2 separate regions of the Homo sapiens genome follow, and region 1 is linked to region 2. The links are chromatin loops, found by intact Hi-C in ENCODE. Cell type or tissue: PC-9. All regions are shown on one strand. Links, peaks and the distances in the headings refer to the core of each region. The heading gives the core; the rest is flanking DNA.

Evidence for each region. Hi-C counts contacts between places; a loop is a spot of excess contacts. Peaks named below come from ENCODE experiments on the same cell type or tissue, not always from the same donor. Only the 100,000 strongest peaks of a DNase experiment are listed, where the experiment ranks them.
Region 1: a loop joins it to region 2, with 8 times the contacts of the local background. A loop is called at or near these places in 14 of 110 quality-filtered maps.

The regions. Positions count from the first base shown.
Region 1 is chr7:80,633,923-80,650,824 of GRCh38, forward strand. It overlaps CD36 (CD36 molecule (CD36 blood group)), which reads left to right and starts at 4,720. Exons shown (of 15, transcript NM_001001548.3): 1 at 4,720-4,824; 2 at 12,166-12,259; 3 at 12,730-12,938. The coding sequence starts at 12,819. In PC-9, for the core only: no CTCF peak of the experiment used is centred there; a DNase peak (open chromatin) is centred at 9,789; H3K4me3 peaks cover 1,138 bases; H3K27ac peaks cover 1,631 bases.
Region 2 is chr7:80,473,522-80,490,423 of GRCh38, forward strand. It overlaps GNAT3 (G protein subunit alpha transducin 3), which reads right to left. Exons shown (of 8, transcript NM_001102386.3): 3 at 15,014-15,155; 4 at 5,320-5,477; 5 at 730-858. LOC107986812 (a long non-coding RNA gene) reads left to right here and starts at 12,946. Exons shown (of 3, transcript XR_001745252.2): 1 at 12,946-13,066; 2 at 14,165-14,260. RefSeq lists an enhancer at 5,252-5,546. In PC-9, for the core only: no CTCF peak of the experiment used is centred there; a DNase peak (open chromatin) is centred at 7,880; H3K27ac peaks cover 1,084 bases.

The sequences.
Region 1 (16,902 bases), core at 5,411-13,410, 160 kb after region 2:
ATGTTCACTGTTCATTTTCTATTGTGTCTAGACATTATTTTGCTCTTAATGTAATATCAGGTTAAAATTATTCAACTTGTGCAAAGATTTTGAGAAAAATATGTAAAATTAGATTTTGATCAAGGATAAATGTATCTTTTTTTTTCTTTGAAGAAAAGAGTATAGGCCCTTCAGTCAGTCAGTTTGGGTTCCAGCCCTTGTTCTGCCAAGTACTAGCTGTGTGAACTCAGCTAGTCATCTAAAGAGCCTAGTAAGGAGAGATGATTATTCAGCAAGGTAATACATGTGAAATACTTAGCTCCACACCTGGCAGGTAGTAAGCTCCTACTATGTGTTGACTATGTTATTGTATGATCATCTTCATTGTTCTTTGCTCTTCAAGTCTTTGTTCACCCATTCAATCTAGAATTACAATGCAAGTTATACTAAAATGCTTCTTTTCATTTGCTGAACTGTTAAAAAAAATCGCTTAGTTTTCTTTTAAATGGTATCTACTACTATAAGATATTCTTGTATCTGCATATAGCCTTACATTTTAAAGTTTAAATCTACTATCTGATCTTCAGCTTAAAGGTAGGTAGACTTTATAGGTTATCCCATTTAACAAGAAAGGACAACAGGAATACAATGATTATTACGTCTTGCCTAGTTCACAAATCCTATTGCTAATAAAGGAATCACACGGGCCATGTGATTCCTCTTCCAGAACTCTTGTTACCCATCTGTCATTTGCTTCTCAAATATGTTGCAATATTTGTTACTCAACTTACTGTACTCTTCCTCTTTTATTTCACAAGTGTTACATTCCATGAATCAGCTTGTCCAAAAGTACTGTTAAAAGGATTTTTTTTAACTATACAAATGCTAAAAGAAAGTTTATTTTTTTTTTAGTATGCTCAAAGTGGATAAAGGCTTTCAAAGCATGATACAATCCTCAAAAGGAAATGACTCAAAGTTTATGGAATAAAAATGTAAACATTTCTGTAAGTTACACATACAAACAGAAAAGTAAAAATTGTCAAATTAAAAAAAAATTGTCAAATGTCCAAAGACTATTTTCCTACTAATTATTAAGAAAGGGACAAAGCAATTTATGGAAAAAAAGGTGAAAAGGATATTGTTACAAATGTTTTAAAATAAAAATGGCTAATATACTTTAGAAAATTATAAAATTACTGGGGGAAGGTTAACACACACTTAACATTTGTTACTTCTGAGGAATACAATTGGGGATTGAGGCCTCTCATTGTACACTTTTCTATAATTTTCAATATTGCTTTCTCTCCATACTTAATACATTTTCTAAAATAAAATTGTGCGTGATAGCCAGTGATGGCCATGCAATTATTTGTTGTTGTTTTTGTTTTTTGAGACAGAGTCTCACTCTATTGCCCAGGCTGGAGTATAGTGGCACAATCTTAGCTCACTGCAAACCTCCGCCTCCCAGGTTCAAGCGATTTTCCTGTCTCAGCCTCCTGAGTAGTTGGGATTACAGGCATGCACCACCACACCTGGCTAATTTTTGTATTTTTAGTAGAGAGGAGGTTTCACCATGTTGGTCAAGCTACTCTCGAACTCCTGACCTCAAGTGATCCGCCCACCTCAGCCTCCCAAAGTGCTGGGATTACAGGTGTGAGCCACCAAGCCCAGCCACAATTATTTGTTAAACAAAAACTATGTCAGGCTCTGTGCTAAATCCTTCATATTATCACTTTTAATCTTGACAGCAATTCTGTGAGGGAGATATTTCTACCATGTTTAAGAGAGGTAAAGTAGTTAGCAATAAGTCATACACTTAGGAAGTGATGAATTCCAAATTCAGACTCGGATTCCATTCATTTTCCTAGCAGATGTTCTTAATCTGAATCAAACCATTACATATCCATGGTATGAAGAAGCAGCATAATAGTCTCTCATTTCCACTCATTCTCACTACTTGTAAAGCATTATGATGGTTATAATAGTCTTGTGTGTGTCTGTTTATTCAACTTATTACCAACTATGAGCTTATTCTGTACTATAGGGGTTCAGTGGTGAATTAAACAGACAAGCATCCCCCTCCTCAAAAACGCAACATTCTAGCAAGTGCAAAGGCAGGTGCAAAGTTCAGTGGTGAATTAAACAGACAAGCATCCCCCTCTGCAAAAACCCAACATTCTAGCAGGTGCAAAGACAGGGCAAAAACAAAAGTCAATTGGCAGAATTTCTTCGATGGTGATAAGTGACCTGTGGAAAATAAAGCAGAGAACGGAGAGGGGAGGAGGCTTGTAGGAAGTGGGGGTGATGAAATGGGGAGTGTTGAGTGCCTAGAAATTTTCAGGCTCCTGTCAAGTATTGTACACTACTCATCTCTTAGCTCTTATTATTACTCTTTTATTTAGTTTTCTCTATTCTTTGATTATGAAAATGAGAGCAATGAATGTTAATTAACTTGATTATGGCAATCATTTTACAGTGTATACACATGTCAAAATGATTCATACCTTGATAAATCTGGAAAAAGAAGAACAAGCAGTTAACTTCCAATTACAAGTCAATATAACTAGGGCCCGGTAGCCTGAGGATTTAAACTTACATCCTTCCAATTTCTAACCCTATGTGATCTCTTGCAAAAAAAAAAAAAAAAGAATTTCCAAAGAATTGTCTAAACTGACTGAAGTAGATTGAAAATTATATCCTGTCATTCTAATAAATTAATCCAGTGTTATAGTGGATTTACATAAAGCAAGGTATATGCTCACATAAAACACATCCCTTCAAAATATGGTGGGTGCATAGTCTTTAAAAAAATGAAAACCCCAACACTCTTTACTTTAAAATGGGTACAGCATTTTGCTATGTTATTGTTTAAGGTCTATATTTTTCTAAAAATCCACAGTTGCAGATTTGACTCAGCTGTGTGCTTTCAGATCTTGTATGCTAAGCTACTCAGGAACTGTTGTCTATGGGATTGAACACTTAACAGCTGTCTCTGGGAATGTAAATTTGATTCTTTGGACTGCTCATGGGACTCTGTGACATTTTCCTCTCCAGTGACAGCAGATTTGAATGGCATTAGGCTACTGATTAAATAATACCCAAGTAAGTTTAATGTCAACTTAGGCATCTATTTTGCATGTATTTTTTCTGAAATAATCTTTCTCTAATTGCGATCATATTTTCATTATACTTTAGTCTTTTAATATCTTTAAAATATGCTCTTTTAAACAGGTCTTATCTGAACCCTTTCGTTGGTAATCTTTTTCTGAATTGTCATATTAGAGTGTGAGTGTGTGAGAATTAAGGTTGAGAAATAAATTAGCTTAAATACAAAACAGCTATCTACAAAATAGATATTCTTAACCAAAATAATATGTCTTTATACTACCATTTTATATCGTGCCACCAAGATAAAAGGTCGCAGTTATTTAAGGGAATTACCTTCTTAAGTTTCATGAAATCACTGTGAGTTATTCTTTTCTAACTGAAAGCATAAATTATAAAGAGATTGCACATGGTCATTTCTACTTTATCCTAATTAAGTGGTCTGAGATTTGAAAAAAAAGTAATAGACTTACAATATTTTTATGACTTATTTTTTAAATAAATATGTCAGTAAAAACTTCCCTGGGGAAAAAAAATTCTTGAGGAGAAAAGAGTGTTTGGGGTTTTTTTTTTCAGTTGTATGGCACTGCTTGCAAATGAAAGGATTCGTTGTGTGCCTCACATGCCCAAAAAGGACAGCACGAGCATTCTAACTTAAGGACTGGTTTAAATATGACCTAATGAACTAAATATATTTCTGTCTGGTATTCTTAGGTTACTTTACTTCTAAGGTTGTTTGAATGCATTTATCCAGCTCTCCTATCAAATACATGCCAGGTTAACCCTGTGAAGGTTTTCCTGTATGATTCTGAGAATTTCTTTATAAGAACAGGGTCTTGATAGTGAAGGTTCTTTCCCCAAAGTGCAAGGCCTTCTATTTTGATTCAATATCAACATAATGCTTTTTTTTTTTTTGAAAGTGACTTAAGTACTAAAGATTATCCTCAATAGTAATTCTACTTAGACATATTTTGGTTGAAGAAATTTAAAGAGTTTATTTTTTGTAGGAGCACTGTGCTGTGATCATGAAATTTTTGCAAAACTAACAGAAAATGATAAACAGTTAAGAACTTCCAGCTAGAACAATAGGCTGTTTCCTTTTTTTAAGTCAGTTTGTCATCCTTGCTGATTGACAGTCTCCAATTGTTTTCAGAATTATTAGTCTCACAGTATTTCAGAATTACGCTGTATAAAAAAGTACATTAAATTTAAACTTAATAAAATAAGTTTCGCAAGCTCAGTCAAGACAGGGAAGTGAGAATATGATTATTCTTCCAAATTTACTATTTCCACCAGCGGTCTCAGTTCAGCATCTGAGAATATGTTAGGGGAAACTCAGCAAGTCAGTTCCTTTTGTTTTTCTGGCCTCTGACTTACTTGGATGGGAAATAGCCAAAAAAAAAAAAAATGCTGAATATCTCAGATATAGGTAATGGGTCTTCACCAGAACATAAAAATAGACCCTTATTAGCCATATCAGTAATGTGCTGTGTGGGGGATTTTTTTTTTCTTTCAATTCCTCTGGCAACAAACCACACACTGGGATCTGACACTGTAGAGTGCTTTCTCTTCTCTTTTTTTGGGGGGGGGAGGGGGTGTGGTTGCATATTTAAACTCTCACGCATTTATGTACTGAGGACTGCAGTGTAGGACTTTCCTGCAGAATACCATTTGATCCTATTAAGAATTGTCCAAATGTTGGAGCATTTGATTGAAAAATCCTTCTTAGCCATTTTAAAGGTAAGTTGTATGATTTTTCTTTAAATAAAAAAGATTAAGGGATTTTTCCCATCACCCAGATGACGGGAGGTGACACTACTGTATAAATACTCCTAAGAAGTTATATAGGAGGACAGGAAAAAAGGTAGTAACTGTTTTCTTAGTCACTAGGCTTTATCTAAAAATCAGGTTTGCATTATTTTCAAGTTATCAACCTTCCTATATTTTATGCTTAAACCATACCCAATGGCATTTCATGTCGTATGTATAAGTTAATATTTAAAGTGATTTATAATCCAATTTGGATTATTATAAAACTTTCATTTTATACTTAGGCTATTTATACATGATGTTTAAATGATGAAGATCATTATACTGCAGACCAATATAATGAGGTTAGATGTTATAAATGACTTACAGCTCTTATGTCAACATGTTGTCTAATATGCAATTATTAACTATTACTTTACAGAGTCATTAGCTTGTTTAATTTTCAATCTGAATTGCACAACTTTTGGTATACCTGACTTGCTCTACATGATCAAATGCAATGTGTATTTTGGATATGTGCTTTTTAAGTTCTTTTCTGTAATGAACAAAGATATTGTCATTGTTACTGGGAATAGCAAAGTATATTACTTTTAAATAATCTGAAATTTAATTAGTGTAAATTAGTAGAATAAAAATAAAGTTAATTTTTTTTCGATTCAGGAAGCTTATTACAAATAGTACTGAATTATTAGATGATGATGCCAAGTTGAAGTAAAGGAGAAATCAATTTGGAGGAATTAAGTAAAAGCCTCAAATTAATTATACATTAACTAAAATTATAAATAACTGTAAATGGCATAAATTCTCTAGAGTACATCCCAGTTTCTGAAATCATCAAGTAGCATATTGAAACCTGTTTTGTAAAGATTTGCATGTACTTTTTAGTCTTTTTCTGTGTGGTTTGAAGTCAGTAATGTGTGTTGAAGCTAAAAAATATTGCTTTAAATATTGGTTCACAAGGAAGCCAAAATGAAATATTTAAAAATGTTTGTTATATAGAAAGTCCAGTGGTCCTTTGGAATTTACAAGAAAATAAGAACTAAAGTAGAAATCATTTAATTTCCCAGACTCATTAGTGAACCAGAACAATAAACCAAACAGAGAACCATCAGATAATGGGTTAGCCTGGGAAGAATATTAATTACAACTGGAGGTACTTGCACAGAGTGTACTGAATTTGGAATTTACCTTGGAAGTTATAGTTGCCACCCTATTTTTTTAAGGAATTTTTTTAACCTTGTTTACTTTAACACATTTGAACCCTGCATGTGTGTGTATTTCCTGTGTGTTTCCTGAAAAGGAAAGTTTAAGATAATTCTGTAACTATCAGATACTTAATTCTGTAAGTATCCTTGCATCTAATCAGAAGATGTTTTTGTTCACTGGCCCAAGATGTGTCTGAAACTTGCAAGTAGCATTGTTCTAAACTAGTAGCTGTCTTTCCATTTGCATATTTTAATTCCATACATATATGATCACATTTCATTATAATCTAACTATTTTGCAAATACTCATTTCTACTTTTGTAAAATATACACATTTATTAGATTTTTAAAACACTTGGCCAATATGAAATAACACTTTACTGTTATGGTTTGAAATGATACTTCATAGTAATATTTCAAAATAACAATAACATTTTCTACAATATAAATATATATTATTTTACTTCATTTAATACTTGCAACCTTATTTGATGTAAGTAAACTCATTTTAGAGAAAACTGTATCACAGACAAACTTCAATACTAACACCCAGAACTGAATCTACATTTCTTGGCTTCAAGGTCCAGCATTTTTGGCATTACAAACTTTATAGTGTCTGTTTATAGTAGAATTTGGGGTGTGGAAAAAAGACATTAGCATTCTTGTCTAAGGTTCAAAAATTAAGAATGGGTCTAGATAATACTCTTTAAGTCAGTATGAACTTAAGGGAATAATTTCAAACCTACAGTAATCCCTGGTTCATAAGTCTTTAAAAGACGGGACTTGTTTCTAGAAGGATCCCAAGTATAATATATAAAGTCCAATGTATTTATTGCATTAGTTTTTAAAGACTACCATCAAAACAAGTTACAAATTGCAATATTTGAGAAGTATGTAATTATTTTATATTACAGATGTCTATCAAGTTTTTTCCTATTTTACATTTTTACCATCATATATTCTGATAGGATAGAAATGGACATGAGATAATTTCAGTAAGATAAGATTCTGGAGATCTCATAGTCCAGTTATTTGAAAATTACTTGTGGAGCCCATGGGTTCTTTGGAGATGACTCAGAGCCCAAGTGAAGCGTGACTGGGAAAGGGAAGAGGCACAGTTTCTGCTCCTTTCTTTTACCAAATAACTCTTCTTTGAACTATCTTTTATATTGGTATTGTGCATAAAATTTACCTTGAAAGGAGAATTCTATCTCTAAACATGATTTTATAAAGAATGACCTAATGACCTTATGTTGATGAAACATAATCATAGTTAAATGATTGTTTTACACCCATTTCTACTACCTTGAATTTGAATCTACATTTTTACTCATGTATAGGGAACTGTGTCTTTATAAACATACATAGTTATGATAATGTGAAAAAAGTAATTTTAAAAACTAACTTCTATACTCATGCAAACCGTTGAATGAATTCCCCCAAGTCCTCCAAAAACTAGATTTTATGGACAGATGCTGTATTTTTTAGGTAAGGAAAACTCTCTGTATCAAGAGAATGGAAAACAAGAGTGTGGTCTGGTTTTCTATCCTAAGAAAAAGTGGGAGGAAGGCTTATAGATAGAAAAAAAAGAAATTTTAGCAATCTACTGATCAGTAAGAAAATGTCATTTAGGTCTGGCAAGTGTCTATGGTACAAGTACCCTGGAAATCTAAAACTTTTCAAATTTCATAGTTTACATCCCAGCAGATGTTACTTCAGGGCCATGCCTTTTCTGGGTGGAGTTTCCAAGGGAACACAGCTTTATAAACACAAGGGATTAATTATAGATGCTCTGGGGACTTGCTCTAATGTTCTAAACTGTTTACTGAAGAGGCTTCTTATATCTCAGTCTAATGCAGGCTTTGCAAAAAGCTTAGTCTCTGTTTCTACTGGGTTCCCAATATAGTGGGAGGGTATTTTGCTTAAAAGTTCATTACAGAAACACTGTTGACCTGATAACCAAAAAAAAAAAAAAGTTATATTTTTCCTCCCTCTTTCAAAGATGACCCAACGGAATAGGGTCCACTCATGAATTCTACAAAAGGAATAGGATTTATAATCTATAAACTGGACAGAAGGCAACTGAGCTGCCTATAGAATCAAGAAAGGCATGTAATTAGTTGCCTATTAAAACACGTCTTCTTATTTTCCCTTTCTTCTTTATACAAGTCTCAATTAGTTTTCTGTATCTTGGCTTTCTAAATTTAAGTATTTTAAGCAGGAAGTAAATTATTACCGATACAGTATCAATATCTTGTCTGTTTCTTATAAAGGACAAGTAACAATTAGTAAAGAATAAAATTTAATCTACAATTAGCAAATGAAATTAATTACCTATTTTCATATATAAGGAGTTGTGTTATTAAGAAAACTGAGTAAGCATAACCCAAATTTTTTTATGCTTTAGACAGCTAAATTTGGTGGAATGGTGGAGACAAACTACATTCTTTCTCTGAAGATAAATATAGGTGGAAAAGCTGTGTGACTACATGTGCTATTTAACATGAACTTTTCTCTTTTGTATTTGGTGCACGTCTTACGTAGTATGGGTGGTTCTCCTTTGCCTCAGGTGAATAAAACTAATTATAATTTTGTCATATGCAGCTTAAGGATAGAGTATGATTATAATAACAATACTTCATTACTCATGGTGTCAAGGCACCGAGTGATAATAAATGAACCCAACTAGTGTCACGTATTTTGCCTATTCTTAGGAAAAAGGTAGAAACTTAAAGTAATAAGAGGCAATCAATCAGTTGAAAATTTGAACAAATAGACAAGTTCAGTTTGTCTAGCTCTTTTTTCAAAATATCAGCACATGGATTGAAGTTTTGTTAGATTAATACTTGTAATTTTGCTTGTATATCATCCTGACCAATGTTAGATTGAGAACTGTCTAACCATAGAATTCAACAGAATAAATTACTTGATACTTCTGTTTTCTAATGTATGTGACTCTACAGCAGTGGGATGTGTACACTATCTCACTTCAGTTTTAAGTTCAAAGCAGACAGAGCTAGGCAGTACCCAGGCCTGTCCATTGCTCAACATATCTAGGCTCAGAGTCCATAGAAGTTATACTAATCAGTTTTCAGGTCTAGAGAGGGAGCCATTGGAGCGCATGCACTACTCCCTGGTTTCTTCAGTGGTTACTGTTGGAACTCTTTACCCCTTGCAGAAACTCTTCTCTGTAGTGCATGGAGCTACTTGATTGAATAAAGAAGAATGATTTGGGAAAAGGCCAGATAGATTCACAACTAGGTTGTGGCATAGAATCTGGAGAAGGGCTAATATATGCACATATACCTATTCTAACAGCAATAGAGTTATAATTTTAAATCATTTTGTATCACATTTGTCAGAGTTGCAAATGACATTAATATTGAATGAGTAATTTTTAGTGAAGTTTATGTGGAACATAAAATAACTTTTCCAGAGAGATAACTTAATCCTTGAGTTATACATGTTTTAAATAGATTTTCATACTATATTAACAAAACTGGAATGTGACACTGGGGGTTTCCTGCTGCATTTTTTATGTGGGCTCATAAAGCTGTGGGTTTCTACAGAGGTTCTCCTAGAGCTTCCTAACAGTGAGGATAAAGAGTGTCAGGCAGGAACAGGAAGACAAAGTTAAGAAACAGAGTCTCTGGGTTTCTTAACTGCTGTGGAATCAGTCATTTTACCTAATGCACTTCCACGTAAGAATTGAAAAACCAGTTCAGCCGCTTAAATTAAAAAATGCTGATCTCATTTTATCATCTCATTTTACGCATGAGGAAATTGAGGTGTAGAGAGATTATGTGGCTTGTCTGCTTTCATTTAGCAAGACAGTGACAAATCAGTCTTTGGTTTAATCTTGTCCCTTCATCTCAATTGAACCAGCTGGGATCGCTATATTTTAATTGCTTCGTTAAGTATAACTTGCAGAAAATATTTGGGGATGGTCTATGAAATGGGCATTCAATAAAATATTATGTACCTAATAAACTACCCTAAATCTCATTATCAGTTCACAACATACAGAACACCAGCATGACATTCTCTAGTTGGCGATTACTGTGGTTGCTTAAAAGATGGTTTCAAGAAAAGTTTCAAGTGCTTTACAATTATGCATTGCAAAGGAAATTCTATTTGACAATATCCAGTCCTGATTACCAGCATTAAATTACTCATTCCATTGCATTAGGACAGCCATGGACAAAGCCATATGAGGTAGCATGGTATACGATTTCCAAGGGCAGGGAAAGCTATTGTTACCACTCCACCCTGAACAATTAATAAAAAGCCAGCCCTACTTGCTCAGTGAGACAGAAAATTCCACAGGAAAAACAAATCACTTGTTTAGACTTATGTGCATTCCCTTTACATTGGAGAAAAATGACACTAAAGAACTAGTCAGTCTTCTTAATCACCAAGACCTTGATGTAAATGAAGTTTATTGCATCCTATGGTTTATACTGGAAAGTATCCTATGTATAAGGGAATAGGCAAAGGGGAATCCCAAAGGTTAAGGGAACATATGTAAATAATAAAATTGCCAAGAAAAATATTTGTAACATTTATTCCTACATTTTGGGGGAAAATATCATTTTCTTATTCTTTTCTTAGCTCTACAGGTAATATTTTTGAAAAACTATATGATTACTAAAGTGGAAGTAAATACTAATAAAATCATAAGAGTGGTACCTCTGTTGCAAGACAGCTGTGGAGGGAAAACCTGAAATTATAACAAACCACAATTATTAATACACTTACAACATTAACAACAATATTCTATGTGCCCTTTTTTGACTGTAGCCTTCATTCCGTTGGCACATATGTTTTCTTTGGCCATGAGCATTTCAAAGTAGAGAATAATTGTTTATAAACTATAAAGCGCATTCTGACTATAAATGACACGCCAACCCCATTATTGACAAAATGTCATTGCAACAACAAAGAAGTTCAAATAAATGTGTTTTCAAATACTAGTTAGAATTAACTCTGATTATTACAGTAGGATCCACTCATTTCACAAACTGTATTCTTTCTTCCAATCTTTTTTTTTTTTTTTGAGATGGAGTTTCACTCTTGTTGCCCAGGCTGGAGTGCAATGGCATGATCTCGGCTCACCGCAACCTCCGCCTCCTGGGTTCAAGCGATTCTCCTGCCTCAGCCTCCGGAGTAGCTGGGATTACAAGCATGTGCCACCAAGCCCGGCTAACTTTGTATGTTTAGTAGAGATGGGGTTTCTCTGTGTTGGTCGGGCTGGTCTCAAACTCCCAACCTCAGGTGATCCACCCGCCTCAGCCTTCCAAAGTGCTAGGATGACAGGTGTGAGCCACCACGCCCGGCTCTCCCAATCTTTATATAATAATCACATACTATGGCTGGGCATGGTGGCTCACGCCTGTCATCCCAGCACTTTGGGAGGCTGAGGTGGGTGGATCACGAGGTCAGGAGTTCGAGACCAGCCTGACCAACATGGTGAAACCCCATCTCTACTGAAAATACAAAAATTAACCAGGCATGGTGGCGTGCACCTGTAATCCCAGCTACACAGGAGGCTGAGTCAGGAGAATTGCTTGAACCCAGGAGGCAGAGGTTGCAGTGAGCCGAGATCGTGCCACTGCACTCCAGCCTGGGTGACAGAGAAAGACTCCGTCTCAAAAAATAATAATAATCACATACTTTATGAAGACACCAAACATTAGATTGACAAATATATACTAACACAAACTACCTAATTTTAACAGAATTAGCATGAATCAACTGCAAATGACAAACTATATTGTAGTTGAATGTGTAGGGAAAAAATTCTTCAGTAAGAGAGCAATGCCATGGTTGAAACAAGACATCCTCTACATTTTATATTTGCTTCAAATTCTTTATACCTGTAGTCTATCCAAAGTCATCAATAAAACTGAAAGTAAGATACTCTTATTTTAAAAATTCCATGTTTTAAACAGTTTTTAGGACAAGCCATTCAGGCCTGAACTCAGTATTCATGAAAATTAGACTTTCTTTTAACAGTTATTTTAAGTATGGTGATATTAGAGAGTGTCCCAGTATAAAATTTCTGAGAATTTTTTTCTATTTACCCATGCTTTTCTTATTTTCACAGATAGCTTTCCAATGATTAGACGAATTGATTCTTTCTGTGACTCATCAGTTCATTTCCTGTAAAATTCATGTCTTGCTGTTGATTTGTGAATAAGGTATCGTAAATAAAACATCTGTTACCATACTTGCTTATCATTTAATGGAAAACACATCAGTCAACCCACATTCTGTTCGCAGGAGAGCTCCAGAAGGGGTGTGGAAGGTTGTGTTGGGTGGAGAAACCAGATAGTGAGGATGCAACTAAGTTGCTGAGACAAGGGAAGAGAGATGAGGGTGAGAGTTCTCCTTAGATAAGATTTCAATATGTTAATCATGTGTAGAAAGAAAATTAAAAAGGAGGAATATGAAGAAATTCAGATATGACATTATTAGTTCTGCCACTGGTAGGCATTAGAAGCAAGAAAAGGGAGACGGACCGAGGAAGCCACTTTGGTGAAACAAAAAGAAAAGCATTTGTTTATTTAGAACGGGCAAAATGATACGTTTCAGTGGGTGTTTTCTTTGTACTTTGATCTTTTTGTACTGATATTTAAGCTTCTGTTTTATGATCTCTTTCTAATGATAGAACCAGAGCTTGTAGAAACCACTTTAATCATATCCAGGAGTTTGCAAGAAACAGGTGCTTAACACTAATTCACCTCCTGAACAAGAAAAATGGGCTGTGACCGGAACTGTGGGCTCATCGCTGGGGCTGTCATTGGTGCTGTCCTGGCTGTGTTTGGAGGTATTCTAATGCCAGTTGGAGACCTGCTTATCCAGAAGACAATTAAAAAGGTACAAGTAGTCCAAAGAATATGCCTTCTCATTTTGATTGATTCTAACTTCTCTTTTTTTGCTTTGTATTTACCTGCTTTATATTTCATGGTAACTGCTAATTTTGTATCTTTGACATAAAGGTAATTATGAACCACTGCAACTCTATATGATGCGACTTTATGTGAAATGTTATAAGTATAATGTATATTTAACATGACTCCATTGCTGTCTTAAATATAAATACCAAATTCTATTAAAAGCTGTCTACAGGTATGCATGTTAGTAGAAATAATTGTTTTAAGTTATGTCCAAAGAGCATGTTGGCATGCTTTTGAGTAGGAAATAAGTGAGTATATTTTGTAAAAGCACATTTATAAAAGAAGTTGCACTTTAGTTAATACTGAGAAAAGTAAAACTGTGTGTGTGTGTGTGTGTGTGTGTAATGTGTTTAATATTGAAACATAAATCCTTATTAAATTGTAGGTAAACTTGTTTGGTAATACACTGTTTAGTAATCCACTATTTTTATATATGTGTAATAATCTCATCTCATAAATATTTTCTATTTGTGAAGCTTCATATTGGAATCTTAGAAAATACTTTCAGAAATATGCAGAACATGTCTTAGTATAAAACAAATTGACTGTAGTGTGAAAAAACAGAATGATTGAATAGATGGGCTTTGCACAACAACCTAGAATTCATCTCCCACCCTAGCTTATTCGAATTAGCTACACACTCACTCATCAGAAACGTTGATTGATAGGGGGAAGAAGAGAATAAAGGGAAGCAGTTCTGCTGAAGTTCTAAATCAGGGATGGCAAATTCAAATGGCTGCAGGAGTTTGGATACAGGGGTTAAACAAAATTTAAGGTGCCAAGAACAAGATAAAATGAAGAACAGGAACTGCTGTGAACTAGACTGTGTGTTTACTGCCTGAAGGCATAAATGTTCATTTTATTAAACATAATACTGGCCAAATAAAACGAGTTCTGCCTTCAACTCTCTACCTGGTTAGGATGGCAATGACCTAGACAAAGGGTTAGTAAGCATAGTGCACGATGGAGAACAGGAGGAATTGAATTTTTATTAAATTTTTATTGCTATATTGTTAGTATTTTTAATATTTTTGATCCACAGTTGGTTGAATCTGCAGATGTGGAACCCATGAATACAGAGGGCTGACTGTATTGTGTTTATTGCTAACATATTGCAGAACTTCAGCCTCATGCATTTAACTGAAAAAACATATGTAAATTAGTATCCCCTGCCTTGGAATTCTTAGTTTTCTTGATAGTATTTTTAATACAGGCCAATGGAAACAGACAGGTAATAGTGAGGTGTGGGGCTTATCTAATAGTGGGATGGAGTGGCCATTGATCTGACATCCTTCCTACTCATAAACTATGTTCTCACCCAGATCTTATGCAGAGAAAGTACAAGATCAGTGTCTGTGTTAACGTACAGACTACAACATCATTTGGAAAAGTTTTCCAAATTCAAAAATCACAATAATCTTCCAATGCACAGCGATTTAGACTACTTTTTTTTGCTGACACATAATTATTGGTCAATAACTGAGTATTGATGATTTAATTTTTTTCTTTGTCATGCAACAAAACTGGTACATGTAGATTCTTTTGAATAGCATGTGAGGTGCTAGCATTTATTTTAATTCTTTAATATTTATCTTTATGCTTATAATAGTTAACCATGAGAAAGTAAGTTTTCTGACATCAAAATGTGCTTTTGTATAATGACTAAGAGAATAATATAATCTCATCTATTGTAAGCTATAACCAGGGGAAGATATATTATAATAAAAAATACCGAGACCTATGAGACTCTAGAATTGAATTGGAAAAGTAAATGCTGTAATACTTTGAAAGAGAAATCTCTCAGAGTATTCAAGAAACTTCAGGAAAAAGGTAGGACTTGATTCAGATTTTAAAGAAGTGTAGAATTTTGAAAGTCTCAAATAACTGCAGTAACCATATTAAAGGACTGATTGATAGTATGAAAAACCCTGTGAAAATGCTACCAAATGCAGTGAAGATGGAAGGAAGAAGGTAGAGAATGTGCCCATAATACTGGATTAACAGCAGAAAAGATTAGAAGTTAACATGGGGTTAGAGTTAGGAAGCAAGCTTAGAACATCAGGCAGAAAAATACTTAATTGATGATACAATACACAATAGTCGTCGGTATGTTTTTCAGCAAGTGTAAGATATGATAAAACCTGAATTTAGAGATTAGATGGCTAACATTTAATTCTTACTAAGAGTTTCCTATATACTAGTTCACTTAATCTTCAAAAATATCTGTGAGAAGTTGCTGTTATTTTACTCATCTTACAGGCGCAAGTCCTTAAATCAACTTGCCAACTCACCTAGCCAATAGGGAAAGAAGTCATTCTCCAAATGTAAGCAATCTGTAGGAAGAGCCTAGATGAAAAACCTGGCCTTGTATACTACTCTACAGCAGAAAGGTTGCAAAGTGAGGATACCAGAGATAGGAAAACAAACAAACAAAAAACTGTAGGATATGACCACTTTCAAGGAGAATATAAGATTCCCTTTTAGAAAGATATTTGCATAATCTGCACATTATATAACAAAAGGCACACTGGTCTGGCATGGTTGAGTATATAGAAAAAAAAAACTGATAGATAATAGGATGAAATGGAAGCTTGGAGAGACAGATTAAATTAGAGGAGTAAAAGCATCAAACTCAAGATGTCCAGTGAGTTATTGATAGAAGGTATGTATATACCTTACAAAGTAAAACAGAGGTTTTATAAGTGATGTTTTATGAACATCAGTCTGTGTTTCAAAGGTCAGAGTTCAAATAGATTTGATCATTGCTATAAAGATTAAAAATAAAACTAAACAGTAGATTTACTTTTAGAGAGTTTTAATGGAGAGAGGAAAAAGCAGAAGAATTATTACAGAATTTGTAATAATTCAGAGGCAGGAAGACAAAAGTAGAAAAGGAAAAGAATGATCTTATATGAAGAAACAAACAAAGAGTACAATCCTAGAAGTTAATAGGAGGCCAGAACTCAAGGAAAGAAAGCATAAAATGTTCTCAGGCAGATGAAAATTAAGAAAATAATGATTAGAACATGGTCACCAATAATTTTGAAAGTATACTTTGAGTAGGGTAATAAAGAAGGGGGAATTAAATCAATGGAGTGCTTTTCCTTCTTGTTTTTGAAATAAGAATTATCCGTGCAATCTTTTACAAGGAAAAGAGAAGATTCAGACTTCCTAGTGTAGATTCAAACTCAAGGAGGTGGTACAACAGAGACTCATAAAAACTGTCAAATGACAGTGCACATTGTAAGCCCCCTACATGTCCATAGACTAAGACTCATCATCAGAATCCTTATATTGGTCAAGATGTATGGTACATTTAAGGCTAAGCTTCTTTTTGCTCTCAGATTCCTACACAACCATGTTGACCTTGTTAATTTAGTCATATGAAGTAGGTGGAATATTGTTTGAATAGACTGTTTCTTTTTTCTTCAGTTTACAGACTATTTTTTAAATGATATTGGCGTATGTATATCTTTGGCATAGAGTAGGAGTCAAATATTTGAATTTTGTGTAAACCTAGAGAGCCAAGTGTCTTACTGCTGCCTCAGAAATACTTAGAGTAATGCTATTTCACAAACATATGGGTTTTGGTACTGTTGACTTCTTATTTGTGTACCATTAAAACTCATTTAATATTACTTTGTTTAGCTGACTAATAGCAAATTAAGAAAGCTATTGTATACAAGTGATATTTGGAAAAAAATAATTAAACTTCTTAATTGAGAATGATGAGAAAATCATTTCATATTTAGTGTAGAGTTGCAGTGCTGTGATACCTTCCAATTCTGAAAGATGTCATTACCATTTGAAGTAGTCTAAAACAGTTTAGCAAGCTTATTTGTACTTTATTTTTGCTCTTTATTTTCAAGGGATGTCTCTGGTAT
Region 2 (16,902 bases), core at 3,033-11,032:
TTTTATTGATTTTTGTCATTACTAAACAATGCAGCTAGAACCTGCTATTAATGTTTAATATTCCATATTGTCCACAATCCATACAAAAAGGTATTTAAATATTAAGGGATATTTTCTAACATTATAGTATGGGTTTCCATTTCTTGGTATAGTAAATGAGTGATTTTGCAGTAGAATTTCTAGGAAGCTCTCGATAATATAACCGCAATGAAAATAATGATTCATTTTCATACTCAAAACATGGTTATAAAATATGCCTTGTTATTGCAGTAAATAGTATCATATTCAAATAATTCTCATCTTGGTAATTTGCATTTTTTAAAATTAAGGAAACAGATGTTATAGGAATATTTCAAGCAAATAGGAAAATAGAAAGGCAAAGGAAATAGGATTCCTGGCACCCATTTCTTGTATGTTATTTAAATACATTTTCTTTTTTTTCCCCAAAGTACAGTGCCAGTTTTAAGCATGAGGAAAGTAAAATCTAGTCCCCACCTGCTCAAGCCAGAAGCATTTTAGCCTGGAAGGAGGGATGAGGCTCAGGATGAGAGGCTGGGGTGAGAGGCTATAGAAGGACAGTAAAGGACAGCGGTACTGAAGGTAAACTAGAGCTAGTGAGTACATCCAAGGATTATTGAACCTGAACATGGGCTAGAGCTTTTCTCCATGAGGAAATATTAAGCCTGATGCATACTTCTGTCTACAGTTAGAAAAGATATTTGATCATACCTGAAGTGCAAGTCTTTAAAGGAGAATTGAGTTTCAATGATTCCAGTCGTTTTCACTCGAGAATGGAGAACATCTTGTTCATTTGGCACATACCCAGATGCTGTTATTCTATCTAAATCATTAAGGTAGCTAATAAAGACAAAACAAAATTATATATGTGTATATATAATACATAAATACATACATATATGTATATATACACACATACATACATATATATGTGTGTGTATATATATATATTTTTAACTTTGCGTTTGAAGAAACCAGGATTCAGTAGAAATGAATTTTTAGCGTAGGTTCTATGAAAAATGATAAATTCTAGACAGGCGCTTTCCAAACTATGCTCATCGAATTAAAAGTTTGGTAGCTGGAATGTTGCAGAATGCAGAGTGCTGAATGTGGCACACAGCTGACCCCCAGCGTCCTCTTCTAAAGGCACCTAAATCAACATTGCCTTAACCTGTATTTTATGTGGTTTGTGTGATAAATTTGCTTGTATATGGATAGGAGTATGAAAGAAAATTTCTCTTTATAGTGCCTGGATCATTACAAAACTAAAAGTTGCCTTATAGTGGTAGTGGCTAGATTATCCTCGAAATTCTGTAGTTTGAATTTAGGCATTTTCGGTTTTATGAGAGTGATTGGTTCGAATGTACTAATTTGAAGGTTGTTTGTTATTTTTGCATGAATTTGCCTCATCAAGACTCAGCCATTTCCATTAAATGCCATTGCAATATCTAGTTAGCGCAATAAAAGAAGTACCATTTGTCTCTCTTCCTGGTCTATGCTGGAAGTGACTCATGAATTTGCAAACCCACCCTGACCTGGCTCTCCTGGGGACAGAAGGGTGAACGTACCCACTGTCCCCACTCCCACCTCCTCTTCCATCAATGCATCACTGTGTCTTTACCCCTTCCAGGAAGCTATATTAAAAATTGTTAGTATTAACAGGCTGAATATGGTGTTTTTTTCCCCTCACAGGATCTAGGTGTGGTGATGAACAGGAATAAGTCTAATTAAATTGTGTATGCTATAACAGTCTGCTAAATTAGAGGAAAAAAAACCTGCTCTCAGCTTCCTAACTCTTGAAACGAGATAATGTCTTCATACTAAAAAAAAAAAAAAAAAGTGTTTTATTGCTTTAAAAATAATTTGAAAACCACTGGTCTAGACTTTTGATACTAAGCTTTTAGTGGCTTAGCAATATCACTATTTCTGTAAAACTTTCAGATACAAATAGTAATAGCATGGTAATGCCTTTATGACAAATTTCGCCATTACACTGAACCACATTTATAGAAAGATAAGATTCAAGTGCTTCCATCGAGACAGAATTTGTGAGGTAGAATCCAGCTGAATGTTAGTCAGTGTTAAAAATTGTTTGTTCAGTGATTAAGCTGAGAAGCTGTTACGCCTTAGCACCTAGCACAAAGATTGAAAAAACAAAATTATTTTATTAGTTAAAAAAATTCATTATTAATATAGGTAATTTATTCTTGGAGGATCTTTTTCCTTTTAAGCTGAAACAAATTAAGGTTGGACAAGTGTCCCAAAGGGATTTCGGCCGAGAGTAAAAATCACACCTCAGAAACACATAACATATATAATATGAAAATTTGTCACCATTGTTTTATTCTAAAAAAGCTTAAGTTTTCTTTTGAAAAAAGAGTGAAACATTAAGATGTAAATGTATTGGAAAAAGTACTGGCAGGATTTGCTAGTGTATTTATTTTCTATTTTGGCAAGCAAATCCCTTTGTGAATTTTCTATTAATTAAGTCTGCATGTGTGGTAGGTGTGTTGTTGGTCAGTTAGTTCACGCAAGAGTAAAAAGAAAACAAAAAAAACCCAAAAATATACCTACCAAAATAAAGATTAAATTCATTTCATGATACCTAAATGAAAACCTTGGTAAGGACACATTTATTTGCATGTATGAATGATTTCAAGCAAAGCAGAAGCATTAGCAGACTGACAAATTTGCATTTAAAATGCTTGTTTAAATAAACAAATATGGAATGTGGGAGTTCAAGTCTATAATCTAAAGCTTAGACCAAATAGAGGCCCTTAACATATATGAATCTAATCATTTAAAAGTACTAAATTCTTTTCCAATTATTTAAACTAGTATTTTTCCTGGTGAAGTCTATGGTAATTCTTAAAGCACATGGAATTTTAAAGGCACACTAGATGGCTGCAATTAGCAAACCATGCAGTCAACTAAAATGTTTCCTCTGATTATCCCTGCCATACCCCTCTTCTTTCAATTTGCTAGAACTGATGAGGTTATGTTGCCAACTATGGCATTCCTTTCCCTTATTCTGATTATATTCACTTTTTTGTTAGCCTTAACTTGAAGGATCTCTAGATTTGAGAAAACAAGAAGTATCTTACTTTTACCAGAAAAAGAAAAAAGTGTTAGAGACCTTGCTCTATATAATGTATATGAAATAGACACACATTATAGTACCAATCTCATTTTATATCTAGTTTTCTAATGTAATTCAGTGTTTGGAAAAAAAAATCTGCTCTTAATTTCTGGAAGAAAGCAATGACCATTCAACTACCTTTCTCAGCAAGCTTTCCTTTTAAGGACACCTAAGAGCAGAAAAAAAAAACCACTTTATTATTATTATTACTTTTTGTTTATGTATGAAATTTCTCTAAGACCCAGGGAAAATGAGCTTTTCTGTTGTTGTTCTATTGCACCTGCAGTAATCTGGGTAGTTGAAAACTATTACAATATGGGCAACATTTACAAAATGAATGCAAATTGATATTGTTTAATTGTTTTTAACTTGATGAACAGATTTAAAATTTTACTATGAATCTATAATGGAGTAGATAGTCCCAGTGTAAAACATACTTTAAGTATTTAAATAAAGGAAAAAGCTAAAATTAAATACTAGAAAATACAATAAAATGCCATTTATTTGCCCATTTTAACTATGTGGTTTGTACAAGACTAAATATATTAATGAGAGCCCACTTTAATCTATCTTTCTCTCTAGCTCTCTACCCAGAGCTTTACTAAGCAAGATTTTATGGAAATATTCCACAATTCAGCTTCTTACTCATTGTGACTACCTTTACCAATGAATAGTTTAGAAAAGCAATGTTTTACTCCACTGCAGAGATCCCTTGTACTATTAAAATGTGGTAGGTGCTGAGACACTTATGAAAAGTTATTCAAGTTGATATAATCACAAAATGAGACTCATTCTCTCCATCAGAGAGCTAGGAAAAACTCCTCCAAAAGCAATGTGCCCTTTGAAATTGGGGTCTAAAATAAAGATGAATGAATAATTACAGAAAATTTTTTCTCTAGAGTTTATATAGCTTATTTTCTCTCCCTAATCATTCTGTCCATCAATGATTAAAAATCTGAAGTGTCATGCAAGCTTCATTGTTCTGTCCTTAACCGATCTTTTTCATTTGTTTCACTTTTACATTACTGTTTTGCTTTTGTTTAATTAAACGATGCTAGCAGCTTCTGTTGGCGGGGAGAGGGGGAGTTCATCAAAAGAACTATATTTACACTTTTTCACACATATGCATGAACAGAAATAGAAAATGAGTAATTAGATTGTATTTACATATGCACACATCTTGCAGGCATATAGTAAGGGGCTATGTTAGGAACCACTTGCTAAAATAATTGTTTTTTGGGGTTAATTTGGTGACAGGGTCTTGCTCTTTTGCCCCAACTGGAGTACAGTGGTGCAGTCTCTGCCTACTGCAGCCTTGACCTCCTGCGCTCAAGCAATCCTTCTGTCTCAGCTTCCCAAGTAGCTGGGACTACAGGCACATGCCACCACACCTGGCTAATTTTGTATTTTTTTGTAGCAACTTGGCTTTGCCATGTAACCCAGGCTGGTCTCAAATTCCTTACTTCAAGCTGTCTGCCTGCCATGGCCTCCCAAAGTGCTGGGATTACAGGCGTGAGCCACTGTGCCCAGCACTAAAGGAAAATTTTAAATCACTTTGATAATGAAATTATAAATAGTGTCACAAGCCCCTAATTTCCTTATGGTTAATTAATGCTAAATGGATGATACAAGCAGTGAAATTTATAGAATTTTTTGAGACTCCAAAAGAATCTCCTAGTATACAAGTATTTTGGAAATCATTTCATTAATTTCTTCTAGAATTTTGTATCATGGTCATCAACCCAATGAGCCAAGGCATGTGTCATTAATGAAATTAATCTAGGAGATGATTTCACTAATATGGATAGAGATGAAATGAATAGCCCAAAACCTCAGTGTGCATGTCACCAGTCTGTGTTAGTGTGAAAGGCTATGCATAAAGGTTAACACTTTTTAATCAAGAGAAGATATTTGCACCATAGAATCTTCTCAGGCAGTTTCAAACTTAGTTATTTAAAATGCTCCCCTGGTTATATTTTCTTAAATCTCATTATGTCACCTTGTTCATTTTCATTTCTCTTTAATTGCTTTTTATTTTACTCTAATAAAATGTAACACCATTTATTTTCCTCATTTGAATTTACAAATGCAAAGTATGCAGAATTATAATTCTTAATTTTAAATGTTTTACCTCCAATTCCCCTTAAAGTGAATTCACTTACTAAGCTGCTGAGTCATTGAGCTGATATTCAGATGCCCTTTCAAAGCAGGCCTGAATTCCTGGATCTCTCCACAGCCGTTTTATTACCTCAGCCAGTTGAGGTGTCATGCCACCATCTTCCAGGGTATTTGCCATTGCATAAAGTTGTCGTTGGTCCTCCTAGAACAATATTTTGGTGAGAATAAGTATGTATTATTTGGAATCACATATTCTATTTTCTAATAGAGTAATTTACTGGGATAATTTTAATCTTATTCTTTTAGCTAATAATTCCACCAAACATCTTTTTGAACTATATTGAGGTAAATAGAACTAAAGTTTTTCATGGCTGGATGATGCCCAGAAGAGTTCTCCTTTGCAAAAACTATAAAATATTATGTGAAGAAATTAGCATATTTTGAAATATGTCACTGACTTCTGAATATGATATCAAGGAGGATAATAATACTTTGCTGTAGTCATACTAAGTTTGCAAAAGGTCTACATATTATACCAAGGTAAAATAAAAATTAAGCTGATTTAATCTGGTATCTTCTTCTTTTTTTAATCATCGCCATGAATTTTTCTAGAAAAAAAAAGCCAAGTAAAAATTAGAGTAGACCGGGCATGGTGGCTAACGCCTATAATCCCAGCACTTAGGGAGGCCGAGGTGGGTAGATCACTTGAGCCCAGGAGTCTGAGACCAGCCTGGGCAACATGGCAAAATTTTTCTCTACAAAAAAATTAGTCAGGGATGTAGTACATGTCTGTAGTCCCAGCTACTTGGGAGGCTGAGGTGGGAGAATTGCTTGAGCTTGGGAGGCAGAGGTTGCAGTGGGCAGAGATTGCACCACTACATTTCAGCCTAGGTGACAGAGCCAGACCCTGTCTCAAAAAAAAAAAAAAAAAAAAATTAGAGTAAAAATGGAAATAAATTCATTATTCTAAAATTGTATTGTTTCAAAAAATTAATATATAATGTTTTTTTGTCATCGGGTTACTGCCTCGTAATCATATAAAGAATGGTAAACATTTGGATCCACATAATATTTTTGAACATCCCTGTAGGCATTGTTGATTGCATATGCCTTTGGAACAAATCAGTAGGACAGAGGTGAGAGTTTTTTATGCAAAGCAAGGAATTATTGTCTTAGTCCTGTTGGGATAACATTTGGAGGTTACCAGCAAAGAAGGAAATAGAAGTTTACTGAGTAAATACTATAGTCTGCAATTTATTTAAACAAATAATCAAAATAGCTTTATGACAAATCATTTTTTAAAAAATTAAGATGTTGAGTTTCAGAATAACTAAATTGACTGTGGTAATAGCCCAGGCAAATGGAGAAGTCTGAACTCAACCTTGTTGTCAGCCTCTAAAACTGATATCTTTTTTAGCTCATAACCCTCCTAGTGCATATTATTACAATTTACAAAACTGCACATGCAATATCACACATAATCCTCACAACCATGAGATAGACACTATATTTTCTCCATTTTACATGTGAGGAATCTAAAACTCAGAGTTTTAGAAACGAGTAAACCAGTAAATACAATAAGTATCAGAATAAGAGTCAAATACAAGCGCATTTTGTGCCATGTCAGGCTGTTACTGTTACAGGAAAGGGGTCCCAATCCAGATCCCAAGAGAGGGTTCTTGGATCTCACACAAGAAAGAATTCAGGACGAGTCCATAGGGCAAAATGAAAGCAAGTTTATTCAGAAAGTGAAGGAATAAAAGAATGGCTACTCCATATACAGAGCAGCCCCGAGGGCTGCTGGTTGTTCATTTTTGTGGTTTCTTGATGATATGCTAAACAAGGGGTGGATTATTCATGCCTCCCCTTGTTAGAGCATATAGGGTAACTTCCTGACATTGCCATGGCATTTGTAAACTGTCATGGTGCTGGTGGGAGTATAGCGGTGAGGACAAGCAGAGGTCACTCTCATGGCCATCTTGGTTTGGGTGGGTTTGGGCCAGCTTCTTACTGCAGCCTGTTTATCAGCAAGGTCGTTATGACCTGCATCTTGTGCCGACCTCCTTATCTCACCCTGTAACTTAGAATGCCTTAACTGTCTGGGAATGAAGCCTAGTGGGTCTCATTCTCATTTTCCTCAGCTCCTATTTAAGATGAAGTTGCTCTGGTTCAAATGCCTCTGACACTACCAGTGAAGTATGTTCAATAAGAACTTGCTGCTTTTCTGATACAACTCAGCTTATTATTATTTTGAATTGACTACAGTTTTTTTCTACCATTTTATCAAAAATCTGTTCTTTGTATAAAAAATAAGGATATGTCACTTATTGTTAAAGAGACACTGGTAAGGGTAAAAAAAGAAAATAACTTATTCTATCTTTCTTCACAATCAGCTTTTATTGTTAAAAGTAAACTGATCAGATGGTCATTGGTCCACATATTCAATGTGTAAACCAAAAACAAAATTCTAAGTCCCCCAAGCAACAGAATTCTAAGCCCCGCAACCAACAGAAATCCCTCTTGGCCAACAGAATTCCAAAGTAAACCTGAAAAACTAGGTCAGGCTGTGATAGGAAGGGTGGGGTCAGACATGCCTCATTAGGCCCTCCTCCCTTTGGAATTCAGGCATAACTCACCCGCATTAACATTGAAACAGAGATCTTAGGACTGATAAAACAGAATCTTTATAGCAATAAGATTCCAAATTCCAAACTGACTCCAGTATAGAGCAGGCCCTGAAAGAAATTATTTTACCCCCAAATATATTTTTTTGGCATATATAAAAGAATAAAAGAAAATAACAAGAAAATAAAAGCTGTCTTTTGTGGGGGAAGTTTACATTGTGTAGAGAAGCCCCTTCCCTTTTCAAGGCCTTTTCTGATCCTGGTGAGATTAGCTGAAAGTCTAGCACTTTTTAAAGGTCTACATAGGAAATATTTGCCATCTATTGCCTCTAAGGGTGCCACCTATGAGGCTTCATCTACATAATAAGAACCTTGGTCTCCACAGACTCTTAACCTAGAGACTCCTTTCTACTGATTCTAGGCCTTTAGACAATAACTTAATTCTTTCAACCAATCAGAAAATAACTTAATTCTTTTCAACCAATCAGAAAATGTTTGAATCCACCTATGACTGGAAGGTCCCGCTTCAAATTGTCCTGCCTTTCTGGACCTTGCATGTATTGACTGATATCTGCCTGTAACTTTAATCCCCATAGAATGTATAAAATCAGGCAATAACTTAACTACCTTGGGCATATGTTCTCAGGACCTCCTGAGGCTGTGCCATGGGTCATGGCCCTCACATTTGGCTCAAAATAAATCTCTTCAAGTATTTTACGGAGTTTGGCTTTTTTGTCAACAAATGGCCATATCAAGTCTCAACCTGATTTTCCTGCATCAACACAGGATAGATTTTTAAAACCCCATTTCTCTGTTAAATGGATATGAAAGAGAACTGCAAGTTCAGTGAAATATGCTCTGGTCACTTTCACTAGCATCATGCTATTGGCTCCTTCCACTATTAAAGTGCTGTTTAGGAGGAATGATGCCATAAAACAACCACTACACAGTTTTATCCCTAAGGAGAAAAAATTATATATCTTGTCAGCATAGCTTTACAAACCAAACAAATATACTGTTTCATTTCTTTCTGTTTTTCTTTCTTATTTTCTTTTTCTTTTTTCTTTCTTTTTCTTTTTTGTTTTTTTGTTTGTTTGTTTGTTTGTTTTTTGAGACGGAGTCTTGCTCTGTCATGCAGGCTGGAGTGCAGTGGCACAACCTAGGCTCACTTCAACCTCCACCTCCCACTTTCAAGCGATTCTCCTGCCTCAGCCTCCCAAGTAGCTGAGACTACAGGTGCACACCACCACACCCAGCTAATTTTTGTAATTTTTTTTTTTTTTTTTTTTTTTAGTAGGGTCGAGGTTTCACCATGTTGGCCAGGATGGTCTCGATCTCTTGACCTCATGATCTGCCCACCTCGGGCTCCCAAAGTGCTAGGATTACAGGCGTGAACCACCATACCTGTCCTTCCTTTTTAAAAAAATATTCTATTTTTAATTTCAATATACTTTATTTGTAGAGGTATCATGAATATAGTTCTAGTTTAAACACTTCAATGTTACAAAGTCTCCCTTGACCACTTCAATCCTACTACCTCCTACAAAGGCAAGTTATCCTATCAGGTTGGTTTTTGTGTCTCCAGACCTTTTACTTTTTAAATTTGTGCGTGCATAGTTGGAGCCTACGGTAATGATTTTCAATCCAGGCTGCACATTACAAGCATATGGTGTACCCTTAAAAGTACTGATAGCAGAACTGCAACCCAAACAAAATGAATCAGCATCCTTGCATGTCAGGCCCTGCAAAGGTAGTTTTTAAAAGCTTCAAGGTGACGCAACTGTTCTGACTGCATTAAGAATTTCTGGCAATATACAGTTGTTATTTTTTTAACCATAAATAACACTTTATTGAACATAGTGTATTTCCATTCTTGATGTTCTTCTGTGCTTATTGAAAAGCTGGTATAATTTAAAGAATTACAATTCTTTAAATTTAAAATTCCTTAAAGCTTTTAAAGGATTGAGCCTACCCATCAAATGTGAATTTTTAAAATATATAACACCAAAATGTATAGGTATTATGAAAACTTAGCTTCCTCATAACGGCCAAACTGATCGAACACTTAACTCCTATTTTATTGTTATATTTTAAAAACTCTAGTAATTTCTCACCAAACTCAAAACTCAACATAAAACCCAAATCCCTTATCCCTTACTGTGACTCACAAGGTTCTACATGTTTTGATCCCCTCTTTCCCTCCTTTCTCCCTTTCTCTCCCTGCCACCAAGACTCAAGATGCACTGAACAATTTGTTGCTCCTTGAACTCACCAAGCCCTCATTTCAGCGCATTTCAGTGGTTGTTGCCTCCATGTCCTTCGGTGGTTCACTTCCTTTTTCACTCAAGTCTCTTCCCAATACCACCTCCTCAATGAAGCCTTCTCTAATCATCCTTTCTGCCACATTTTTCAAATAACACCCTGTGGATTTGAGTGGCATCCCAAAGAAGTTTTATTTCCCTATGAGGTATTTGGAAAAGCTTGGGAATTACAGTGGGCCTGGAATGGCTCATTCTCTCTCTCTCTCTCTTTAAAGAATATTTATTTTATTTACTCATCATTTTTATTTTACTTTAAGTTCTGGGATACATGTGCAGAACATGAAGGTTTGTTACATAGGTATACATGTGCTATGGTGGTTTCCTGCACCTATCAACTCATCTTCATTCTCTTAAGATTGTGTAACTTTGGGACTACATTGTATAGAAAATAAAATATGTGTTTTCCCTACAGATTACTCAGAACTTCATCGTTAATATTAGGGATCCCAGGTGGTCTTAGAACTTTGTGGAACTTATTCTGAACCCTAGAGTCATATTTCCAAATATCATGAAAAAAATATCAAAAGAAAGGAAGACTATATAGTTTACCTAGTAATTGTGAGAAATGCTGAGTTAAAAATACCATGTTTTGTGGCTACTCGGTTTTCAGAATCTTTGAGTAGTAATATTGGTTGAAAATTTCCAAGTTATTGGACGCATATATACCAAACAAATCTAATCACAGAACTTCAATTGTAGAACATCTTGAGGAATCAGTGCTTTTTGGTTCATATTGTAGAGTTTACTTTGTAGGGTTCTATGTCCAAGATGATTACAACAGTGCTCAAATTATGTAGTAAAAGTGTTACAATTTTCAGCATTCTTTTATGTCAGTTGAGTGGATTCTATATGCTCCAAAATAGGATATAATAATATTCAAAAGGATAAGTAGATATTTACTAAATATCTTCATTATTTCTCCTTTCCTATTTCTTCAGGATATGAAGGTTTGTTACATAGGTAACAAAAAAAGAGGGTTTGTTAACCCTCTTTTCAAGTTCTATGCTTAGGAAATTCTAAGCCTATCAAATACTAAACCACAACCAATAAGAACAATCCCGATTTAGCTGCTTCCCCTCTAACTACATATCCCATCTCTCTCCTACTCCTTGGCTATAGGTCCTGAAATATTGTCCTTAACTGTTCCAATAGCCTATTCTCATTTCTCCACATATTCCACAGGAGTAGGAGTCCACCATTCTTCTGGAACCTCTCTCACTATATTCCCAATGGCTCCATATTTCTAAATCCAATAGATTCTATTTAATAGTTTCCTTTCTTGACCTCTCAAGACCTTTCAATGTGGATAATTCCCTTTGGAACACTTCTCTTGAATTCTGTGATTTCGCATACTTCTGATTTCCTTTTACTCTTCTGTCCTCTCCCTTGAAGGTTCTTTTCCTAACAAATGAGCAGAAAATATTGTGTGTTTTTTTTTTTTAACACTCTTCCCTAGACTCTGTTATCCCTAATACCCTTCCCTTCTTAATCTAAGTGCTTCCTTCACCTATTCCATCCTACTTTCTTAGTATGAATTATATGCCATAGTATAATGGCATGCCAATAACACCTAGATTTAGATCTCTAGACAAAGTGTCCATTTTGGGCTTCAAATGCACATTTGTAATTGCTTACATATGTAGATATCAAATAGAACTTACAAACTCATTCCAAAACCAAACTAATTAGTTCTTTTCCATCCTCATTTAATGTTAGTGTTCCCCTTCTTAGTAATTCCTTCTTTAAGCAAGGATTGAGCTCCACATATAGCTGCACAGCCTTTTTGAAATAGCATATTTGTAGTTACTTGTTAAACATCAAGCTCTCCTCTCCTGATGACAAATATTATTTCCATCTCAGTTACTGCTGAGCCCTCACTACATCCCCGGTGTCCAACTAAATGTCTACCACATAAATAATAGTTTAATAAAAAATAATTTTTTCAAATGATGTTGGATGTATAGATTTCACTACCTAAATTTTAATGATCCTATATTCAAAATAAATATTGAAAAATAATACCTAATATTTACTGAAAATGTACATTCTATAATACTCTGTATATAGTGGATTTCTTATGTTTTTGCTTCCTTCTTTAATAGTCATTGTAACTCAAGGAGGAAAGCCATAACATTCTGTGGAAGCAGACACTGAAATTTAGAGAGGTTAACTTGTCCAAACTTATAGACCCAGTGACTAATAAAGCTCACATAAATTTTCTATCAGAACTTCTCTCTTTGGCAATCTGTGTGATGATGTGCAAATGGCTATATAAAAGTATATGCACTTGTATAAATAAATAATTGAGAGCTAACCAGAACTCTGAAAGTCACATGTAGGTAGTGTTTAGCAATCAATCTGTTAAATAAACAATTTTAAACAGGTCAAGAGTATATTAATCTCAAAACCAAGTACTAGAATGCAGCTGAAACTGATAGAGTTCACATAAGTGGAAATCAAAATATGAACTATGTCGTGCCTGACAACTGTGATGTTCTGATAGTTGAGAATATAGGTACTCTTGAGAAGTTATGACAATGGCTAAGTGCTGCTTAAGTTGATCTGTTTATGCCATTCAATGTACAGTTTGAATGAACTGTACTTTTATTTTTTAATTAGCATGATGGCAGCAATGTGTAGAGTTTATTATTTTCACTTCCCCTATATGTCAACTCATTAAGACTTTTACTAATAAATCTCTCATCTCACTTTTTTTTTTTTCAAGACAGGGTCTTGCTCTGTTGCCCAGGCTGGAGTGCAGTGGCGCCATCACAGCTGCTGCAACCTCAACCTCCCAAGCTCAAGTGAATCTCCCACCTCAGCCTCCCAAGTAGCTGGGACTACAGGTACACACCACCATGCCTAGCTATTTTTTTTTCTTTTTCTTTTCCTTTTTTTTTTTTTTTTTTTTTTTATAGATACAGTGTCTGGTTATATTGTTCAGACTGGTCTGGAACTCCCGGGCTCAAGCGATCCTCTTGCCTCAGCCTCCCAAGATGTTGAGATTATAGGCATGAGACACCATATCTGGTCAAATATCAAGTATTTAGTGATCAGAGCGTCACTGTTTCACAAACTCTGGGTTCTATGAAAGACACAGTCTATTTAAATAAGTAGCAATAGGCAAGATTGTGATTTCCAACTTCTCTGACACAAATGCATGGAATACCGTATTGCATCTACAAATTTAAACATCATTAAATCATTCTCAAAGGAATTCAGAGGGTACGTCTATTTTTGTAACTATTATTGCCTAAGAGGAAAAAATAAATATTTCTAATCATTAAATCCTTGAATAGCAAAAAGCACTATAATGGAATCCAGGAGAAGTGGATTTTTCCATAAACTTGAGCTACTTAATGTAAACCAACTAATCTTTGAGCCTTGTTTTTTTTAAATTAAGGTGGGTATACTATGTTGTTTCTTAAGAGCCAATTTAAAATCCTACGTTCTTAGGAAAAGCCAAGGTCAGATCCATAACTGAACTACACTTAAATAAGAACATGATCACTAAGTCAGAGAGAGATAAAGAATAAAAGGATCTTGGAGTTCGACTCCTCCAAGTTCCCCTTTTACACATGAGAGGGAAACTGTAGCCAGAGAGATAGATTGGAGCAAACTGTGGAGAAAGCTAGAAATGGGAATCAGTAAAATACCTGACTCCTTGCTTTATAAACTATCTGCCTGAAGGCCATACTTAGCATTTCCTTGTTCTTTGAAGAAAAGTGACAGGAAAAAGGGGGATTTCCCCTTTCTTTACATTAAGAGCACAGAAAAGGCTTTGTTTTGTTTTGTTTTTGTTTTAATTGTAATGATTTCTGGTGGTCATTTACAAGATCCAGTGGTCATTTAAAAGGTCCACTAAGCTGGGGGAGGGAGTTCAAATGACTCCTCTTTCTTTATCCTTACTATGCTTTTGCTCTCTATTTTTATTGTTTCTATAGCAAGGTTTCCAAGAATTACGTTGGTAGGCATTCAACTGGCATCCTCTGGAGGTAACCAGATGCCCAGCTGCTCCTGGAGGGGACATATGGAAGTGGGTGAGTTCTTCTTGTGGATTCTACTCCGTTACTCTTTTTTTTGGGTGGGGTCAACTGTGGTTCTTTGGATAATACTGTAAGTTTCATTTGCCAAATAATTTTATATGTCTGCCTATAAACTTTTAAAGTAAGTGGATTTCAAATATAATTTAATGTAAAATAATTAGATAGCAAAATATAAAGTAGGGAGAAAATAATTTTGTTGCTACCTTACAAACGGAACTATGACTACTTGAATATACTTGATATACAGACATTTGCTTACTCCTACAATTTGAATTCTTTTTTAAAAAAAAACTTATCAAGTAATCATTTCCCTGTTGCCACACAGACCTTGTAATCATCGTCAAACATTAATTATAATTGTTATGTTATTAAACATTTTTTAGTCTCTTTGAAATGGCATAACTAAAAAAATTAATGTAGAGATATTGCAAATTGTGTTTATGCCATAAATTCTTTTGTATTTAGCAATCACAAGCAATATTTTTATTTGTTATGGTGTATTATTTGATATTAAGTTTAATCCTCAGGAAAACAACTAATGTTGAATAATATTACAGTATATAGTAAAAAAGTTTCACTTCAAGGAAAATAAGAAATCTTACACAAAACAGAATTAATGTTTCAAAATTCATGTTTCATATTTTTAAATTTTGGATATAGATTAATACTATGAACTTATTAAGTCCTCTTATTTTATGGCTCAAACTCTATTGCAGGACATACAGCTGTCATTATTTGCATACTTACTGCACTTCTGGGATTTACATAATCAATTCCAAGGGTAGTCATGGCTTTCACAATAGCTAGGATGGATTGCAATGTATTACTGTAAATTACTGCTTTGAACTCCATGCATTCTTGCTCACTGTAACCATTCTTATGGATGATCCTATAATTTAAACATGAAAAGTTTCTGTGAGTTGAATAATTGATTGTAACACTAAAGCACATCCAACTAAGTTGCTTGAATAAAATTACAGTATATATTCATTAAAAAGGAATTTTGACCATACATATATGCTAACTCTAAACAATTTTATGCCTTTGGACTTTTATTATCATTGTCATTTATACAGTATTTTCTTTCTGGGCTACCCATGATAAATATGAAAAGACTTAGGATTTGTTATTTAAAAATACTTTTTTAAAATGGGTAAATCATAAGCATTATACTTAGAAAGTCTATTTTTTTAAGAGAAAAATTTCTAGATTCCCAGGACAAAGATATATACAGAGTTTGAAACTTGACCTTGTGTTTACAACCTGATGTCTAGAGGAAGCGAAGTCATTTAGAACATTCATGACTTTTCCTATCATGCTGAAAAATAGGAGTGCCTGCTTTCTATTTACAGCATTAACAAAGGCATCTTTTTTAGTACACGTAATTGCCCTGTTAAATTTCTTGTCAGTTCTCCATCTGTGTACGTGCCACTGAGTTATAAAAGTTGAAATGCCTGACATTTTATTTGGCTGAACTCTTCTCTACCTTCCACTCATTCAGCCAAACTCAAGATTTTACTAGTAGTTTTCGAATAATAGCTTAAAATAGATTTACCTATCAAAAGCTAAAATCGTTAGATATGCCAGTTACGTATTTTTGCATCTTTATTGTATAATTTTTTTTGTTCCTTTCTATTTTCTCTTATTGTCTTGAAGTCCTTTGTATTCATTAGGCATCTTTTTGGATGTCATATTACTAAAGATTTATATTGTGTCTACACGTATAAAGGCTTTAGCATGGGGGGAAAAGAGCATAAACACCTCTTTAATGTCTTTGAAGATATTAGAAGCTTCCTATACAAGAAATCTGAACTGAAAGGAGTAAAGGCACAGCCTATATTTGTTATTTGTTGTTTTTTATATTTGATTACAAATCATTGCTGAACTTCTACTTTAAACATGGTCATGTTTGTCTTGCTGCATTAAACCATTAAATAACTTACATAAGTAAATAAAATAGACAAAGGCTGTAGAAAAAAATGCAGTAAAATGTCTTTATGGATAGATCAAGAATAAGTTTATTAAAGAAATCCCAGTTTTCTGTCAAATTGAACTTGGAAAATTATTATTAAAATGGCAACTGTGAATAAACATGAGGCACTTAGGTTATCTTCATGAAACAAGTTCTGATTACTATGAGAAGATGAAGAAACATTTATCACAAAGAAAAATGATAAAAACAGAAGTTAAAATGTCCAGTTGAAGTGGGACTTTAAACAACATCGTTTTTCCAGGAGATGCATATATAAATTTCAGTGAGATAGAGCACTCCAACTGCAAAGTTGGTTCTGAGGTCTGTTGAAATTAATAAGCTTTTACTGTGCATTTTCTGTGACATACTGTGTTATGTGTTAAAGAAATACATTATACAAGTCTCTCCTTCCCAAAACCATAGACTAGAGCTCCTCTGTATAATACATTAGTCACTAGATGATTAATTAAAATTAAGTAAAATTAAAAATTTAGTTTCTCAATCACACTATCAACATTTCAAGTGGCTACTAAAGCCACATGTGGCTAGCAGCTGCCATATTTCAAGGCAAAATAGAGAACTTTCCTATCATCCCACAAAGTTCTGTTGAAGAGGACTGAGTTATAAGAAGGCAGAGCATATAAAGAGATTTTTAAACATTATG